Linked DNA regions of Homo sapiens: region 1 is linked to region 2. Evidence: read pairs that join two places in POLR2A ChIA-PET (ENCODE). Cell type or tissue: Panc1. All regions are shown on one strand. Links, peaks and the distances in the headings refer to the core of each region. The heading gives the core; the rest is flanking DNA. Region 1 has its middle 19 kb from the start of RASGRP3. Region 2 overlaps LTBP1 (latent transforming growth factor beta binding protein 1).

What was found. Peaks named below come from ENCODE experiments on the same cell type or tissue, not always from the same donor. Only the 100,000 strongest peaks of a DNase experiment are listed, where the experiment ranks them.
Region 1: POLR2A ChIA-PET joins it to region 2 with 5 read pairs; 2 of 35 experiments call an interaction of 5 or more read pairs at or near these places.

Annotation. Positions count from the first base shown.
Region 1 is chr2:33,452,294-33,463,996 of GRCh38, forward strand. It overlaps a transcript of RASGRP3 not described here. Among named protein-coding and RNA genes, the nearest start is that of RASGRP3, 19 kb to the right of the region's middle. In Panc1, for the core only: no CTCF peak of the experiment used is centred there; no DNase peak of the experiment used is centred there.
Region 2 is chr2:33,285,638-33,293,637 of GRCh38, forward strand. It overlaps LTBP1 (latent transforming growth factor beta binding protein 1), which reads left to right. Exons shown (of 34, transcript NM_206943.4): 20 at 7,523-7,645. It also overlaps the pseudogene RNA5SP91. Among named protein-coding and RNA genes, the nearest start is that of MIR4430, 130 kb to the right of the region's middle. In Panc1, for the core only: no CTCF peak of the experiment used is centred there; a DNase peak (open chromatin) is centred at 6,034; H3K4me3 peaks cover 675 bases; H3K27ac peaks cover 1,605 bases.

The sequences.
Region 1 (11,703 bases), core at 1,899-9,898, 170 kb after region 2:
TTTGTGGCTATATATTGATGTCTATGCATATGAAGAAGTAAGCACCTGTTCTACCTTTTACATATTGGCTTTGGAAAGCTCTCACCAGTCTATCTAGAGATTCTGGGTGGGTTGTTTGGTGGAATCTGAGGGCAGACTTGCTCCTGTATTCTCAGGCAAGTTGCCTTGGTGCCTGAGTCAGCAGGCAGGAAGGCCTGGAGCTTGCATCTCCTGGGGTGGGCCTCGATTCTGGGTTCATGGGAGTGAATCTGGACCCTGTGTTTGCAGGGGCTGGCCTGAAGTCTAGGTTCATGGGGGCCATCCTGTCCATGAGATGGACCTTGAGCCTGAGTTCATAGAGGCCCACTTTGTTCTAGGATGGGCCTGGAGCCTGAGTCCACACAAGGGCTAGCCTGGTTACTGGGACTTGCCTAAAGCCTGTGTCTGCAGGGGTTGGCCTAGAGGTTGAGCTGCTGTGGCAGACATGCCTCTGGGTGTAGAGCCTAGTGCTGTTGTATTGGTGTGGTGCTTGAATGGAGCTGCAGCCTGATGCTATAGAGGCCTGCTTGCAGCCTGGGGCCATAGGGGCTGGCCCAGCATTAGGGTAGCCCTGGATGCCCTTATCCACAGGTGCTAGCCTAGAGCCTGGGATCATGAGGGCTGCTCTGGCACTGGATTTCACTGAAGTGGGCCCGATGCTGTGGTCCATAGCAAAGTAGGGTGTTCAGTTCACTCTCCTTCCCCCACAGGGAAGGTATCTTTCTCTGTGCTGTGCACCCCTTGGGGGAGGGATGATATCAGTAATATGACACTCTTTCTCGCCCTCTTCAATGTGCCTTTTCTTATTTCTGTACTGGGGTAGGCATGGCAGTATTTGTGCCCCAAGGGCCAGAGACATCAAAATGGATTAAGAATATTTTAAAAAGCAATGAGTGTATTATAAAGATTTTGAGCTTCCAGCTGAAGACGGGCTTAACACACACATTATCTACCTTTGTTTCCTTTTGAAACCCCATTAAGATGAGATCAAAGGGTTTTTGATCTCAACTGGGATTCTTTAGTTCTTGAGAAGGTACATTCATGCATGGATAGTTGTTCAAATTGGTGTTTCTGTAAGGGGATATGTGCTGGAAAATACTATTGCACCATCTTGCTGAGGTCTGCTTTTGAGGTGGCTCACTTATATGGCTGGCATGTTGGTGCTGGCTGTTAGCTGAGACTTCAGTTCCTTTCTTCGTGGACTTCTCCATGGGTCTTATTGGATACCCTTATAAGGTGGCATCTGACTGGCTTCTTTCAGAGTGAGAGATTCAAGAAACCAAGATGAAAGATGCAAGGTTTTTTATGACCTTGCCTTGGAAGTCATACGTCATCACTTTTCATGTATCCTATTGGTCACTCAGGGTCAGTCCTGATTCAGCATGAGCAAGGACTACATGAGGATATGTAAGGATCTTGGGAGGCCATCTGCAGATTATCACATGTATATGCCAAAATAATGTTATAAAAGATGTAATTAAAATTGATCTTATTTTTCTCCTTTGTACTTTTCTATACTTTAAAAGTTTTTTATGATAAACATATATGATTTTTGAAATTACACACATACAAATCAATAAAAGTGGGGGTTTTTTTGGGTTAAACAAGAGAAATTTATTTTTCACTATCCTGGAGGCTGAAGCTCAAAATCAAGGTGTCAGCAGGTTTGGTTTCTCTTGAAGTTGTCTCTGTGGATTGAGATGGCTGTGTTTTTCACAGTCATCTTCTTCTTTTAAGTAAAAGTTATTTTTTTAAAAGCCATACATAGTCCAGAGAGGAGTGAGTCAATTCTTGTTACTTTGATTTAACACTGATGTCAAGTTCAAGATCAAGGTGTCAGCAGGTTTGGTTTCTTTTGAAGTTGTCTCTGTGGATTGAAATGGCTGTATTTTCACTGTCTTCTTCTTCTACTTTTTAAGTAAAGTTATTTTTTAAAAAGCCATACATAGTCCAGAGAGGAGTGAGTCAATTCCTGTTACTTTGATATGACACATCAATGCATCTATACTTTTCTCTGTTTGATGTAACCCTGTAACTAAGGAAAGGAGAATTTTTATGGGAGGAGGGATGGTTTTAAATATAGAGCATAAGACTGGAAAGATGTGACCAAGGTAGAGGGTCTGGGGTAGGCATGGCAGTATTTGGGCCCCAAGGGCCAGAGACATCAAAATGGATTAAGAATATTATAAAAAGCAATGAGTGTATTATAAAGATTTTGAGCTTCCAGCTGAAGACGGGCTTAACACACACATTATCTACCTTTGTTTCCTTTTGAAACCCCATTAAGAAGAGATCAAAGGGTTTTTGCCCAAGTGGGAGATCACCCATCTCTCATCATAGCAGAAGGCTGGAAGTTTATTCTCTCAACAGGGTAAAATATAGGGTGTTTAGGCTGGGGGACCCTGGTCTCTGGACCAGGGCCACCTAAAGGCAGACATATTACACTTGAAACTGGAATATTAACTGAAAAGTTCTCCCTCAGAAAATATAACTGCTAATAGGTTGTAAGTTTTATACCTTGTATATTTGCCACAGAAAAAGGATTTTCTGGTTCTATGTCCTAAAAATTTGGGGAAGGGAGTCATTTGATTAGGGAATCATCCACCTCAATCACATGCTTATTCCTGGAATACTCAAATGTGGCCAAAAAAAGAGAGGGATCATGATTGGCTCAGTTTGAGTTACATGCTCATCTGGGCCAAGGTAGGGGGGGCATAAGGGGTGGTTGAATGTGGTGATGGAGGAGAGTGGGAATGTCAGGAAAACAGTGTCATAGATGTCAACTATAGCTTCTCACCCTCTTCTATAGGAGATGATGTCATGTAGGCAAAGATCCATGAAAGCTTAAAACAGTCTTATGGATGTAAGAAAAAAGTCCACTTTACCATATATTATGGTTTTTCAAAGAAGATTTTTCTATATTATTTCAATTCTTCTTAAGAAATTCATGAAACAAATATTGCCATTCTCATCTTGTTGCTTGATCATTGAGGTGAACTCATAGTAGTAATGTTCTGGACTCAGTTACTGTCCCTTGAGTGGATTAAGTCAGGGATGTATAAGAAGCCACATCTTTTGATTCTTAGTCCTGTGCAATTTTTATTTTATCATCCCAGTGATCAGGATGGGATCACAAATTTGTAGATAACTGGGCTGGGAATGATATCTGGAGAGATGCTGCTTACAGGCAATGAACTTCATTAATGTCCATAGTTTCCTAGTATCTCACCTACAATTCCCTCAACATCAGTCCCAACACGTGTAAAATCGATGGAGACTGGGAAAGTGCTGCCAAAGGCAGACCGCCCGAGGAGCCATGTGGCCTACTTTTGGAATAAGACTGAAGGATTAACTTCTGGGAAGGACTTTCCATCTGTTTTCCCGATAAGATTGATTAAAACCATCTAACCAAGTTTTGCAGACTCTATGAAAGAACGAATGAATTGTATCGTCTGGCCTGGTTTAGTTCAAATTCCTTAAAGGAGTTCTAGCTCCACTATTCAGGAAAGGAATCTTCACCATGACACCTCCTGGGGGGAGGAAGAGCAGCTAGGAGGTCCCAGAGGTTTGCCCCACCCTGCCCCGAGTGTCTCATTTTAGGTAGCAAGTGATACATCATTTTCAATAAACCAGCTGGATATCAGTTAGACAATTTCACGTGCATTTAATTTACCCTTCTGCTGAAATTATGGCATGGAAACATTATTTTTCTTTGCCAGTTCTCTTTGTCCCCTTTCCATTTCTCCCACCCTCTCCTCTTCCCACCAAAGTTACTTTCCTTTGTTATTTTTGGTATAAAGAATTTTCCTTCAATTAATTTCAAGCCTTCAGAAAAGCAGTTAAAAGAAGTTGAGTTGGGGAGAGGTATTTGATCCTCTTACTACACACATATAGCCCTACACCTGTGGAATTGAACTGAGTAAAAATGGATCTGTCTTTTCGTTTGTTATTTAATGATAGTCTTTACATTTTAATGGTGAGTTTAGACCATCTACACTGTGATTATTGAGATATTAATGTTATTTTTAATTTTCGATTTATCATTCTTTCTTTCCTGACTTCTTTTGGATATTTCAAATTTTCTTTATTCCAATTTTTCCTCTCAATTGCTTACATAATCCATATCTTTTGTTTTAGTGGTGGTACTTGCAACTTTAAAATACATACTTGATTTAACAAAGTCTAATATTAATATATTCAGTCTTCTGAATAGCATAAAGACCTTAGGAACTTTAAATTCTGATCTCAGTCTTCCATCTTATTCCTGTTGAAAATTTTAGTTCCACTCTGTTTTAAACAAGTTTGTTAATGTATAATTGACATATGATAATCCACACATATTTAAAGTACACAGTTTGAGGTCTTGACATATTTATATACCCATGAGAGAATCACCACAATTTTTAAAAAATTCATTTTTCTAAAAATAATTAATCCAATTCACACACAGGCATAACTGGTTGCATGTTACCAAGGTCTGCTAGTTTTTTGTAAACTTGTTTTACTTAAAGAGTTCTGTAGCTTCTACACAAAAGTAACTATGATAATCACCATTCGTCAAAGTCTACCAGGCATTGTGCTAAGTGCTTTCTATTTTTTTTTTTTTTTTTGAGATGGAGTCTGGCTCTGTCACCTAGGCTGAAGTGCAGTGGCCTATCTTAGCTCACTGCAGCCTCTGCCTCCCAGGTTCAAGTGATTCTTGTGCCTCAGCCTCCCAAGTAGCTGAGATTACAGGTGTGGATAGAGATGGGGTTTCCTTATGTTGACCAGGCTGGTCTCAAACTCCTGGCCTCAAGTGTTCCACCCGCTTCAGCCTCCCAAAGTACTGGGGTTACAGGTGCGAGCCGCCATGCCGGACCGCTAAGTGCTTTCTTCACGCTAATTATTTCCCATTGTTTTCTTCATTGTTTTAAATTTTTAATTATAGACATAATCCAAGTTTGTTATAAATGAATATACTCAACTAAAATTAGTCATATTTTTTTAAAAAAACCTGGAACCCTCTTTTTTTCTTCAAAGTGGATATATGTTTATGGTTTGTTGTCACTGCAGATATTTTATGTGCATTTGAAAACATGCTTTATTGTAATAAAAATGGGGCTAAATGCATAGTGTTTTTTTCAGCCCACTTTTTAAACTTACTGCATCAAGACCATCTTTCCATTACATCTTTTTCATGGCTACATGATGTATACAGCTTTGAATGAATGCATTAAGATTGTTTTGATGAATCGCCTCTTTTTTTTAGGTTCCTTCCTTCCTTTTTTTTTGATATTACAAATGTCACGTCATTTTTATAAGATAAAATCCTGATGCGGAATGCATTATTTGCAACCCTCACTGCCACCCTTTGAGTTGGGTATTATCATTTCCCTTTCACAAATGAGGAATTTTATTCTTAAAGGCTTAAGTGACTTACTTGGCTCTTACGTGACTGATTGGGGAACGAGAATCCTGGTTTCCTGTTCCTGGTGGGCAGTGTTCTTAACCCTCACCACACTACCTCTCCTACTACTTCAGAAAATGGTTAAAAAAAGTTTTAAAGTATATTTATAGTGAAATTGTCAGGAGGATTACTGAGAATTTTCAGCAAATAGTCACCTATGGAATTAGAATGCAGAGGACATATTTCAGGCAATTTATATTTTCACCTGGCCCTTCAACTGAGGACTCTGACGTGAGTGCTGAGGAGCTATTTATAGCAGGTGACTTTTGCGCACCCTGGGGAGGTTGTGAAATAGCTGTCTATCACAGGCAGCTAGGAACTGCTTGCCCACTTTTTTTTGTTCTGAAAGAAAGGATACAGACCATCTGGGCCAGTAAGTTGGGTCCAAAATCGGACTTATGTTTATTTTACTTAATAAATGTGTTCTTGAATCGTATGAGTTGAATTTTGGTTGGTTGAATGCCATTTTTAGTGCACCAGGGGTGCACACATTTCTTGTAATCCTTTAATGAGTAGCTTTCTAAAACAAAGAATGCTTTGGCAATGTGAATAATTTTCCCTTAATTTATATTGAATATAATTTATGATTTTTTTTCTGTGCAGCAGGGAAACTTGTGCTCAGTTGTTTGTGTTTTAGAGCGTGTTGGCTGGTGTAGCCATATCAGTTAACAGTAACATGGAATATATATGCTATTAAAAATATAGACAGATATATTGCAACCTCTCACTACAAAGCCCCAGATCAAACTCTGTGGTGAAGCCGTGTAATTCAGAAGAGGTGGGTATAGGTAAAATTCCATACCAGGAGGAGTATAGCTGTAGACACTGGGTGCCCCTTGTCCCTGTTTAGATAGTGGACCCTATTCCTGCCTCAGATGGTATGTGGAAGAGCGGGCTCTTCAGTTACCAAGGCCACAGTGCAGAAAATAGGGTAGAAACAAGTGAGAAGGTAACTGACCCTTTTTCCACCAGCACCATTGCATGCTGTGAAAGTATAATAAAGTATTTTTAGTCCAACCTTAACATTTTTGTCCTTAATAGCACATCAGTTCACATTTGCTCATTAAAATAAATTGTTTTTACCCACTCGGCAGTTGATTCCATGGCCTCAGTGATCTTTAGAGTTGATCGAAATTGTGGTATGTGCAGATAATAAGGACTAACTGGGGGCAAATAGACTCTAACTTTTAACTTTGACAAATTTTAATCAGTTAGATTTAAGATATATTTTTTAAAAAATTATGATTCTACATGAAAAAATCTAACATTTTTAACATAAATGATTTCATAAATATGCCTGGTGGGATATAATGCTGAAATAAATTTTAATGCCTCTCATATTACAATCTTGATCCTCAAAGTGGACATTTCTCGGACTTTTTTTTTTGAGATGGAGTCTCGCTCTGTCGCTCTGTTGCCCAGGCTGGAGTGCAGTGGCGCAGTCTTGGCTCACTGCAAGCTCTGCCTCCCGGGTTCAAGCCATTCTCCTGCCTCAGCCTCCCGAGTAGCTGGGACTACAGGCGCCCGCCACCACGCCCTGCTAATTTTTTGTATTTTTAGTAGAGACAGGGTTTCACTGTGTTAACCAGGATGGTCTCGATCTCCTGACTTCATGATCCGCCTGCCTCAGCCTCCCAAAGTGCTGGGATTACAGGCGTGAGCCACTGCACCCAGCCAAGACTTTTTAAGTCTATAACTTTGCATTGCTTTTAGTTCATTTTTGGAAAAATAACTGGAAATATAGAGCATTAAAGGTAAACAAAGCCAAACACTAATTAAAGTGGTAAGGACAGATTTTAATCAGTTTTAACTATTATAATAGGGAAAACAGTCTAGTGTGAACTGAGCTCAACTTTGATTTGTACAGAAGTGACTGGGCATTTTTAAGGGAGAATAAGGGAGTGGTGAGGGGACAAGGAGGGCTTCAGTAGAGTCAGGAAAGTGAAAAATTACAAAGGGTTGATCAGTATAAATGCAATGAAGCCAGCTGTGTCTGCTCGCTGAAAGTTGCTGAAGTTAGGATTCTGTCTTTCCAGAGAGACTGGGGGACAGAGGCCTTATCCTCTGGTGTTGACTGGAACAAGCAATAAATTTTTTTGGCAGCCTTGAGTTCTCTCCAGTTCTCTCTAAACTCCATATTAGAATTTGTTCAAGCCTCTATAGGACAGGATTGAGGCCTAGTTGAGAAGAGAGCTCAGAGGAGCCTGGCTAGAGTTCGGTCAAGGAAAGAATGTTTGTCAATTGTAAATGAATAACTTTGCAATCCCAATACTCCCAATTTTGGAACTTTATACAATGGAAATAAAAGCATTAGCAACTAAAGATACATGTACCAGGATGTTTAGTGCAACACTGTTCATAGAAGTAAAAACTGGGAACATTTCAAATATTCAGATAATGAATAAACTATGATATAACTATACTGTGGAGTAGAATGCAACTATTAAAAAGAATAAATCAAATCTATATGATTGACTTTGGAGCCAATATCAATGGCCATGATACATTATTAAGGGAAAAATCAATTTACAGAGTAATGGGGTTTTGAAAGTTGCATTTGAAAATAGAACCCCATACATATATATGTAGGAGATACCTTTTTCTATCCTATATTGGATTTTGATACAGGATAGAGAAAGATGTGTGTTATCTCAGTGAAATGAGAATGGATAGGAAAGAGGGTTATTACATTTTTCCTTATGTATATGTCTGTACTATTCAACTTGCTACAGTGGGCATGTATTGTTTTTTAGATATAATTTTTTTTTTTTTTTTGAGACAGAGTCTTGCTCTGTCACCCAGGCTGGAGTGCAATGGCGCGATCTCGGCTCACTGCAACTTTCACCTCCCGTGTTCAAGCAATTCTCCTACCTCAGCCTCCTGAGTAGCTGGGACTACAGGCACAAGCCGCCATGCCCGGCTAATTTTTTGTATTATAATAGAGACAGAGTTTCACCTTGTTGCCTAGGCTGGTCTTGAACCCCTGAGCTCAGGCAATCAGCCTGCCTCAGCCTCCCCAAGTGCTAGGATTATGGACGTGAGCCACCGCACCCAGCCAGATTTAAGTATTTTATAACATAAATCACACACACAGGAGTCCTGCTCATCTTATTTTATAAAAGGAAACAAGACTATGTGATAATGTGAGTATTCTGGCCATTAGTTTGTAAGTCTAAAAGGATTTACAGGAATTCAAATACCTATCAAACTTCACTGCTTAGGTTGATAGTTTTCGAGTGTTGCAATCCATGCTCCTCTGCATTGATTTCTCACTGCCACGCGTTTATTTCCATCAACCAAGAAGATTTATTGAGCTTTATACCACTGATGGTCTGTATTAAGGAATCAACACCCATCCCTCACTTCCAATCCCTTGCCTCTCAATTTGAGAAGTTTTACCCCAACCTAAACTTATCTATTACTTTTTATTCATGAGACTGGCAATCACAAAGATGAGCTTTGAGAAGACTCCTTTTTTAAATTAAAACGTTAGGGAAAACTGGAAATTTCTCTACCACTATTTTATTTTATTTTATTTTTTGAGACAGTCTTTCTCTGTCACCTAGGCTGGAGTGCAGTGGCACGATCTCTATTTACTGCAGCCTCCATCTCCCGGGTTCAAGTCATTCTCCTGCCTCAGCCTCCTGAGTAGCTGGAATTACAGGTGCCGTCACGACACTCAGCTAATTTTTGTATTTTTAGTAGAGGCGGGGTTTCGCCATGTTGGCCAGGCTGGTCTTGAACTCCCAAGCTCAAGTGATCCACCTGCCTTGGCCTCCCAAAGTGCTGGGATTGCAGGCGTGAGCCAATGTGCCCAGCTCCTGCCACTTTTTAAAATGCGTTTCTGAAAGTGCTTTCTTAGTTTATGCCTTATGATCTACAAATAAGAAATCTTGTAGCAATAATGTTAGATCCTCATTCCTCAGCAGATTCTTACTCTGCTATGGATTCCCAGGAAGCCGTAAGAATATTTTATCCAAAAGTTTTCTACACACAAAGTTATAAGTAATACCGAGACTACAGTCAAAAGATTGAGCAAATACAGTGTAAGTAAATCATGGTGCTATTTAAGAAATGTATGACAAAGGGAGTGATACTCCAGAAAAGGCGTGGAATAATGGAAATGAGGTTAAAAGCCCAGGCCTCACGAGGTTATAACCAAGAGGCTGTGATGGTTGAATTAAAACTTGAGCAAGGGGTTTGGCACTAAGGCTGGAAAACAGGACTTGCAGTTAGCTAGCTGGGTTTGGATAACCTGGTAATTAAAGTGAAGAGCAAAAGCGATTAACTGGAACATTGACATTGTTTAGAATTATGTACAATGTTGAGCAGATGGATTTGGTATCAAATTAACATGGCTATTTTATAATTACAGCCATGATGTAAAAATTCATTCATTTGGAAAGAGGAAAAAAAAACAAATGAAGAAAGAAAGTGAGCATCATTCTCCAGCCAGTGCTAGTGAGCTGCCATGTGAACCCAGAACAGCTTAGTGGACTCAAAAGGAGGCCTGTGTTGATTGTTGATTTAGAGTGAGGCTGTGATGCAAAGATGAGAAGAGGCAGAAGAAGCCTAGAGTTTGCATTTGAGAACAAGAGGATGTAGAGGTTTTTTTTTTTTGTTTTTCTTTTTTTTTTTTTAAGACAGAGTCTCGCTCTGTTGGCCAGGCTGGAGTACAGTGGTGCGATCGGCACACTGCAACCTACACCTCCCGGGTTCAAGAGATTCTCCTGCCTCAGCCTCCCAAGTAGCTGGAATTACATGCAGCCGCCACCATAGCCCGGCTAGATTTGTATTTTTAGTAGAGATGGGGTTTCACCATATTGGTCAGGCTGGTTTCAAACTCCTGACCTCAGGTGATTCACCCGCCTCAGCCTCCCAAAGTACTGGGATTACAGGCGTGAGCCACTGCGCCGGCCAGATGTAGAGTTTCTAACTGCACTTTTCCTGTGATTCTCACGAAGATCAAATTGCGCCCCCACCTCATGCATTAAGCTATCACACATTTCAAGAAAAAGAATTTAAATATTTACTTTGTGTCATTTATCCCTGAATCAGCTTTGTAGTTCTGCTTTGAAATAGCAAACTATACTAATGCTTGAATAGAAAGGAAATCATAATTCTGAAAATTCTCCTTATAGTATTCTCTGCACACTAAAATGATTCTCAGAAGAAATGCAGAGGTTGCCTCAGGATTTTTATTTATTTATTTATTTAACTATAAGAAACTCTTTTCAAGAATGAAAAGAATCCTAGAATCAACAGTGGCATTTCAGAAGATCTAGATTCAGATTAACTTTACCACTCATCTGCGTTTATAGGAGTGAGAGCCTCAAAAATGAATGAAACTTGCTGTCAAATCAAATAGTTTTGGAATAAAAATAATTGGGGGAGAAAGCTGTGTGTAAGTAATTATGCTAAACAAGGTGTTTTGTGGCATGAACGCTAAATTTTCCTTCTCAGGTTTTACTGAATCCAGCTTCAGCTAGAAATCTAGGCTAGTTTATAGAAGATGATTAGATGGACAGAGAATGTTAAGAGAGAAACACTGCCATAAAGGTAAATTCAAGTGAATTATAATAAGTAAATGCATTTATGCTAAAGCTAGTATGTTTTAAAAAGTGAATGAAGTTTAATAAAAAGAAAGAAAAGAGAAGAGATAAAAGACAGGGAAAAGAAAGAGAACTGAAAGGGGAAGATGATTGTTAATCTGGACCAATTTGTCTGGAAATTTGGGAGTTTCTCCAGGATGCTGAAGAAAGGGGGCCCACAGAGGCTGGGGTGTAGAGGCCTCCAGCAGCCCTCCTCTGGTAGAAGCTGTCTGCTCCTTCACTCTTTTTTTTTTTTTTTTTTTTTTTTGAGACAGAGTCTCGCACTATCGCCCGGGCTAGAGTACAATGGCGCAATCTTGGCTCACTGCAACCTCTGCCTCCCAGGTTCAAGCGATTCTCCTGCCTCAGCCTCCCAAGTAAGCTGGGATTACAGGTGCCTGCCGCCACACCTGGCTATTTTTTTTGTATTTTTAGTAGAAATGTGGTTTCACCATGTTGGCCAGGCTGGTCTTGAACTCCTGACCTCGTGATCCGCCTGCCTCGGCCTCCCGAAGTGCTGGGATTATAGGCATGAGCCACCGTGCCCAGCCCTTTCATTCTTTTTATTTGTACATGTGCATACCTCATTTTACCATGCTGTGCTCTATTACACTTCACAGATACTATGTTTTTTTACAAATTGAAAGT
Region 2 (8,000 bases), core at 1-8,000:
GGGGTTTCACCATGTTGGTCAGGCTGTTCTAGAACTCCTGACCTTGTGATCCACCTTCCTCAGACTCCCAAAGTGCTGGGATTACAGGCGTGAGCCACCGCACCTGGCCTTTTGGAGCATTCTTTTATGAATGTAAATAATTTTGTGGTTCCTGTTCAATATCTCCCATCCAAATACTAACTGGGCCCACCCTGCTTAGCTTCCAAGGTCAGACTAGATCGGGCACGTTCAGGGTGATATGTCTGTTGACTCCTTCCAACTTCTTAGTGTTCTTACTTAGCTGGAATATACTTCTTGGGAGCCATGATACTTCTCTGTAGGGTCATTAGTGATTCCTAACAAATGTTCAGGCATCTATAATAATGCTGCTATTTCCATTCCTGTACTTTATTGTCTCTGCTCACCTTCACAAGGCAGAATATGCCACCTATTGGATATATGCAGCTAGCCTTTTGGGGGTTGTCTTGCTTTGTAGTTCAGTTTGTGATAGAACTTGAGACCCGGTAACACAAAATTCTGAGATTTTGTCAGTGTAATCTTTCTTTTTTAACCCCTGATTAAGTTGAGAATGACTTTCTGACTCCCATTTAAACTCTGTGAATGTAGGTCTTGGGTATTTGAAGAATTTAGTATCATTCAGTCTACTTGACAACTGATTAGCTACAGTCTTAACCAAGACCTGGCACAGAGAACTTGAAGAATAAACTTGGACAGAAAACATGGAGAACTCATTGTTCTAGAAGTTCTTTTCACACTAGGCTTTATTTTCAGATTTGAAGATTCAGTGTTAACTTTCATGGCTTATATGAATATTCATAGACTAATCCAAAATTGAAGACTTGGTACAGCAGATATTTGTTTTATAGAAGATTGCAACTGAGTACAGCATGTACCTTTTTCATATTTTATGTGCAAACATTAGCTTTATCCCTACATTATTATATGCTAAAGGATGCTTCTAATCAATCACTAAGCTATTTATTGAGCTGTTGTCTGTGTATCTATATGCCAGAGAAGATTGGCAGTTATAAAAACACCCACCCAAATGTCCAACAATGATAGACTGGATTAAGAAAACGTGGCACGTATACACCATGGAATACTATGCAGCCATAAAAAAATGATGAGTTCATGTCCTTTGTAGGGACAGGGATGAAGCTGGAAACCATCATTCTCAGCAAACTATCGCAAGGACAAAAAACCAAACACCGCATGTTCTCACTCATAGGTGGGAATTGAACAATGAGAACACATGGACACAGGAAGGGGAACATCACACACCAGGACCTGTTGTGGGGTGAGGGGAGGGGGAAGAGATAGCATTAGGAGATATACCTAATGTTAAATGAAGAGTTAATGGGTGCAGCACACCAACATGGCACATGTATACATATGTAACAAACCTGCACGTTGTGCACATGTACCCTAAAACTTAAAAGTATAATAAAAATAAAATAAAAACAACAACAACAACAACAACAACAACTTTTGAAAGCAGGCAGCATGGTTTGTGGGAACATTAATTATTATAACAAAATCCTTCTCATTGTATAGTTTATGAAGGTTTTGACATGATGGCATCATTTGATCCTCACAGTAGTCATCTCTGTAGTACAAGTGTGGAAATTGATTCCCAAACAAGTGAATGGGCTAACTAAAGGTTATAGGTAATAAATGTCAGAACTAGGATGTGACCTCTGATCTTTTATCTCTAAATCCAGTGTTTTGTTCTGTACAATGTCTCATGTACCCTTCGTGTACACGTAAGAAAACTAAAGAACAAAACAATATAATGAAGACAATAAGGAAAATAAAAGAGCATAGAAAGGAGAAAGCCACATGGGCTGGAATCATCCCTTGCAAGCAGCAGTAACAATGGCTTGAGGATTCTAGAGTTTGAGACAGCAAGTCTGCACCATATGTAGTGGCAGTTGAGTTTTGCTGAAAGATAAAATGCTCCTTTGGAAAGGTGAGGTAGGAAGCCAATAATTTGGTGGGATTAGTGATTGGATTTTTCTGAGATCATCCTTGGCTCTTTATGTAGGATGTGCATAGCATTCATTGGTTCTTCTCCAGTTCTGCAAAGCCGTGATGATTCTTTGAGGATTATGTAACAAATGTTTGTCAGCAGCTCTGCTGCTACTACCACATATTTTAACTTCATCAGAATTGACAGAGGGGGTGTGAGATTCTGAGGATCTACTATACCTCAAATGCAGTTGAGGTGGTTTCATCACACTGGCTGGACCAACATCTGTCTCTCATTTTGCCATGCTTGCTTTTCTGCCAAATATGTTCTTCCATCTTCTTTAATATAAAAGATTATGTGTGAAGAATAGTTGAGGAGTCGCTGGAGTAATGACACATTTGGGGTAGGGGATAATCCTGTGTTTTCATGTAGCTGTAGTGCTAGAATAAGATGCTTTATCCCTATCTCAAGTGGTACTCACTCACTGAAGCCTGTATTGGTGATTAAGGAACAAATTGAATTTGGATAGCCTTAGAGAAATAATTGGCTATGTTGACATACTCATCTCATTGAAAGTACAGGAAGTAATACAGGTAAATTACTGCTCCGGGACAAATTCTAGCCAACCCCAAGCAGCTGCTACATGAAATGTAAGTGAGCACAGGCTGGGGAGAACATGACTGGGTGACATCAGCCACTGAATACCCTCTGTACATGGTGGGCTGTGCCCACCAGGGAGGGGCTTGAGACAGTCTGGTATGTTCCCAGGATATTAGGAAGGGAAATTTTAAATTTTAAAAGGTTCTTCACCCAGATGAATTACACCCCAAGGCAACGAGACAATGAGCCAGGTGGGATTACTGGCCAGCTGGGAGTCATCTCTGTGAAATTGTGGAGAATTGATAGTTACCAGAGGATACGGAGAGAGTAATGTTCTCATTTCCCCGCAAAAAGAAAAGAAGTTGGAGGCCAGGTGCGGTGGCTCACGCCTGTAATCTCAGCACTTTGGGAGGCCGAGGCGGGCAGATCACAAGGTCAGGAGATCGAGACCATCCTGGCTAACACAGTGAAACCCCGTCTCTATTAAAAATACAAAAAATTAGCCAGGTGTGCTGGCAGGCACCTGTAGTCCCAGCTACTCAGGAGGCTGAGGCAGGAGAATCGCTTGAACCCAGGAAGCAGAAGTTGCAGTGAGCCGAGATCGCACCACTGCACTCCAGCCTGGGTGACAGAGCGAGACTCTGTCTCAAAAAAAAAAAAAAAAGAAAAAAGAAAAGAAGGTGGAGTCTGGGAATTACTGACCACTGAGCTTCATGTTAATCTTGACAAAGAACTGTAGAATGCATGATTCAAATGATGAGATGAAACATTTTAAAAAGGAAGTGATGATTATAAGAACCAGTCAGGATTCGTTAAGGATAAATCATGCTAGACTGTCCTGACTGCCTTTCCTGATACAGTGATTAGATGAGTAGACCAGGAAATTCTGTGGGCATGGCACATCTAGTTTTCAACAATGTACTTGTTAGAGTCTCTCTGGGCACTGTAGATGAGAAGGATCAATTTGGATTGGGTGATAGGATTGTAAGATGGATGCATACATCTTTGAACTATCTGCCTACCAAGTCTGACCTGATACCTCGGCAAGTTTCTTACCCTGGGAGGTTTAATTAATTCATTGAGTGGCAAATGCCAAATTGTTATGTCTCAAAAGCCCATTGGTAAATTGTTTGAGATTTAGAATCCATTTTTCTTTTCTTTCTTTTTTTATTTTTTAAAGTGTCAAGGTCTTGTCCAGGCTGGAGTACAACAGCATGATCACAGCTCACTGCAGTCTCTAACTCCTGGGCTCCAGTGATTCTCCTGCCTCAGCCTCCCAAGTAGCTGGGACTACAGGCACGCACCACCACACTCAGCTAATTTAAAAAAAAAATTTGTGTGTGGAGACAGGGGCTTGCTGTGGTGGCCAGACTGGTCTCAAACTCTTGTCCTCAAGCAGCCCTCCCACCTCAGCCTCCTGAGTTTCTAGGATTATAGACAAGAGCCACCACACCTGGCTAGAACCAATTTTTTTTATCAACACTGTTTTTTATTATATTTCCTAACAGATAAAACGCAAAGGCCTGTTGAACTCATTATGTATATGCACTGGAAGAATTTGGGTAATATGAACATTCTGTAAGACCATATCTTAGAGTAAGACAAATTTTGAGCTCTACCATGAAAACCAGAGGCATAATCATCTCCCTCTGCTTCAGGGAAAAGGCAACCATGGGGTGGATGGTGGGGTGGGTAGGCACCACCTGCTTCCTTCATAACCCATTTTGTGTTGCTGTAACGGAACACCTTGAGACTAGGTCATTTATGAAGAAGAGAGGTTTATTGATTTAGCTCATGGTTCTGGAGACTGGCAAATTCAAGATCAGATGGCCACTTCTGGTGAGAGCCTTGTGCTGCGTCTTAATATGCTGGAGAAGTGGCAGGTGAAGCAAGTGCATGCAAAGAGAGCAAAACACAGAGGCAACCTCACTTTATAACAATCCACTCTCTTGGGAACAATTTCATTCCCACGAGAACTAACCCAGTCTCGAGAGAAAGACATTCATCTATCTTAATGAACTAATCACCTCTTAAAAGCACGACTTCCCTATGCTGCCACCTTGACAACCAAGCCTCAACATGAGTTTTAGCAGGGACAAACCATTTTCAAAGCATAGCACTTCTTATGGCATTGATGGGAGATCTTCCCAAGGGTTGGAAGCTAGAACTGTGGGGGCCAAGCCTTCTGCTATCATTACCACCCAGGGCCCCACAAGTTTGTGTCCTTGACTAAACTGAAGAACACTGAAAGTCATGGAAGGTTTTTAAAGTAGAGGAGCCAACACCATTTATCAGATTTGTATTTTAGAAAAAAGTTTATTCTGTCTGCAAGCTGGATAATGGATTAGAGAAGCCAAGTCTTAGACAAACAAATTAAAAGACTGTGGCAGTAACTCGGGTGAGAAAGAATGAAAGTAGGTGATTTGAGAGATATTTGAAGGGCAGATTGGTATGCCTGGGCAATAACAATGTGAGGAAAGAGGGAGAGTAAAAATAAGGACTCAGGTTTCTGACTTGGGCATTTGAGTAGATAATGGTACTAGATATTGGTGTGAAAAATAACATAAAGAAAAGACAGAGGAGGGGTCAGTTTTGGCCATAAAGACTCAGAGGTACCTGGGGGACATCAAGGAGATGTCCAGTAGACTTACCAGCTGGATGCATGCTTCTACAGTTTAGGAGAGAAATCTGGGCCAACGATATAATGCTGAATTAATTTTACACCATTTGCATCCACCAAGTGTTTTTACGTGTGGTTCCTCTCTGGAGACCTTCCTTCTTTGTAGAGATTCTTTAGTGATATTTTACTGTCTTGCTATTTTCTCAGGAGCATAGTCTCATTAAGGCAATGTACTTTCAGTTCAAACTGTTCTATCTACGGTGATTGGCTTGACAGAATTCTGGTTCCATGCAATTATGTCTATAATAAGTAAAGAAAGAATAAACACATCAGGCTACCCTAGATATTTCAAGGCATTCTGCTTCATCATTAATCATGAGTAGCCTAGAAAAATAGAAGTTTTATAAGTATCTCCTAAATGGTAATCTGCAGTGTCTGTTAATTTACTTTACCTAGAGAAAGTATGGTCTTAGAAATTGATTTTGCTGTTATATTCTACAGCCTTATAAATCACTTTCCCTGGTGCATGAATAATTAAAGAGAGCAATCCATACATTTCTGAGCTTGTTAACATTTTTGAAACAAAACCAGATACTAAACATGACATTTTCCTGTTGCTGTCTGGAATTTCTATGCCTGGTGTCTAGGCTCATTCCCATTATTTACTTTGGCTCCAATGCTTGGCTTCTTCTTTCAAGTTGTTTGCCTTCAGTGTTTACAGAAGTGGATTCCCACAACCAAGGAAAGGGTGGTTAATGAGTCAGTCTGGAAGTGCTATTTTTGTTATCGTGGACTAGAGTCAGCTCACCATAATTAGTGATATTTTGTGAAAGCAACGCAGAGCACCTAGGCAGTGCCATTTCCTTGGCTCTTCTCAGTATGTGCAGGGAACACACCCGTGTGCACACTCACAGATACGTGTTTGCCACATTTTAGTACAACTCCGTTTCTGCATTCCACTGTAAGAAAGAATACAGTCTTAATACAGTGCAAATGCATGCAATCTAGACTCTGGGTTTGTATTGTCAGTGTGCTTGTGACTGCCTTAAGAGGGTAGAAAGCTTTGCTGCTTTCGTGGTGTAGTGAGCATTGAAAAGTGAAACAGATGCTGTCACGTGTCTTTTCCTCCTTGTTTGCCTGGCTTAGGCTTAAGATGCTTTGATTATGTTATAGACCCCTATAAGATTAAGCCTAATTGTGTTATTGTATGTGTAGTTTTAGCATTTTGTGATTTAAGTTTTTCCTCTTTAAGTTCTTGCTTATTGATACCTCACTAGTGTCTGTCACTGTGACATACGGTGGACCTACCCAGGGCCATTCAAATGGAGCACAGAACTTACATGTTTATTTATTTTTGAAAAATAGTAATATGTAGTAGGGACTTAATATTTTTTAATGAAGTAGATTTTAGATGATTATTTTCAATATAAATGCTGTGTTAGCAAATAATAAAAACAAACATCAATTCATACATTCTCTCTTTCTTTAACTGTTTCTATCACTAGATTTAACTTTGCCTGTGACAGAAACTTACAGTCAGGTTAAAAGGATAGGCTTGGGTTCACATCTCAGAACCACCATTTTCTATGTGGCGTTGGGCTGGTTATTGAACTTCTCTAAGCTTCAGTTCCTTCCTCCATAAAATGGTTGGCCCATAAGGATTTTGTTCGGATTAAATGAGATGATGTATGTAAAGCTTTTAATGCCCACATGTAGCAAGTGCTTGATAAAGATTAGGTGCTATTATTATTATCTACCTCTTCAGCGTGTGCCCTACCTTCAAACTGCCCAGTAGGCTTGTGTTTGTCCCTTAGATTACTTGGTTTTTATCATATGGATTCACTGCCATTTTAGAGCTTTTTATTGGACTCTTTTTCACCTTTCTGTTAAAACTTCTCTGTGATTTCTCTGGGTCATGAGTCATATCTTTTGCTTTTGTGAACTCTCCCATCCTATTGAATTCATCAATTTCCAAAATAGACCTCAACCCATCTTTGGTTCTTTGGAAAATGCTTTCTTGTAGAGATGTTGCACTAAATCTCCCGTCTCTTCCTTCCTCCCCCCTACAACAAGCCATCTTTACTTCTTGAATTTATTCACAGAGCATATTTGGTTCCGAGTTACTTTCAGAAGGTAAGTTAAAGTATAGAACCGTCATCCATTTAGCTCACGACAAGCTGCTTTTTCTCCTTTGGGCTAATTTGAAAGTTTATCTTTAAGAATCTGCCTGGTCTTCTGAAGGTCTACTGTTTCCATTTCTAACCAAATTTAACTTTATCCATGTTTTCTTTTTCTTCTTTTTTTGTTCTTTCCATTACGCAACATTCTTCAAGATGTGGACGAGTGCCTGGAACCAAACGTCTGCGCAAATGGTGATTGTTCCAACCTTGAAGGCTCCTACATGTGTTCATGCCACAAAGGCTATACCCGGACTCCGGACCACAAGCACTGTAGAGGTAAATACTGTGATCAAGTTTCCCATTTTTATTTAAACTTCATTTAAATATAGATTAGAGCAATTAGCCTTAGAAAAGGGAACCCTGCTACCTGTGTTTATTTTGACCGAGCGACTTAGAGCACATATTGGTTGGCTTGGCTGAAAGTGGCTCCTTGCTGTGGTTAAATACAGAGCATATCTATTTACATAAAGGGAAACGATGTATTTTTAGAGAGTGTCTGTGAGCCACAGATCGGTTCATCTAAATTTTTTTTTCTCATTATAAAAGCAATACACACAGTTGCACAACTCTGTGAATATATTAAAAACCATTGAATTGTACATTTTAAATGGAATTGTATAGCATGGGAATT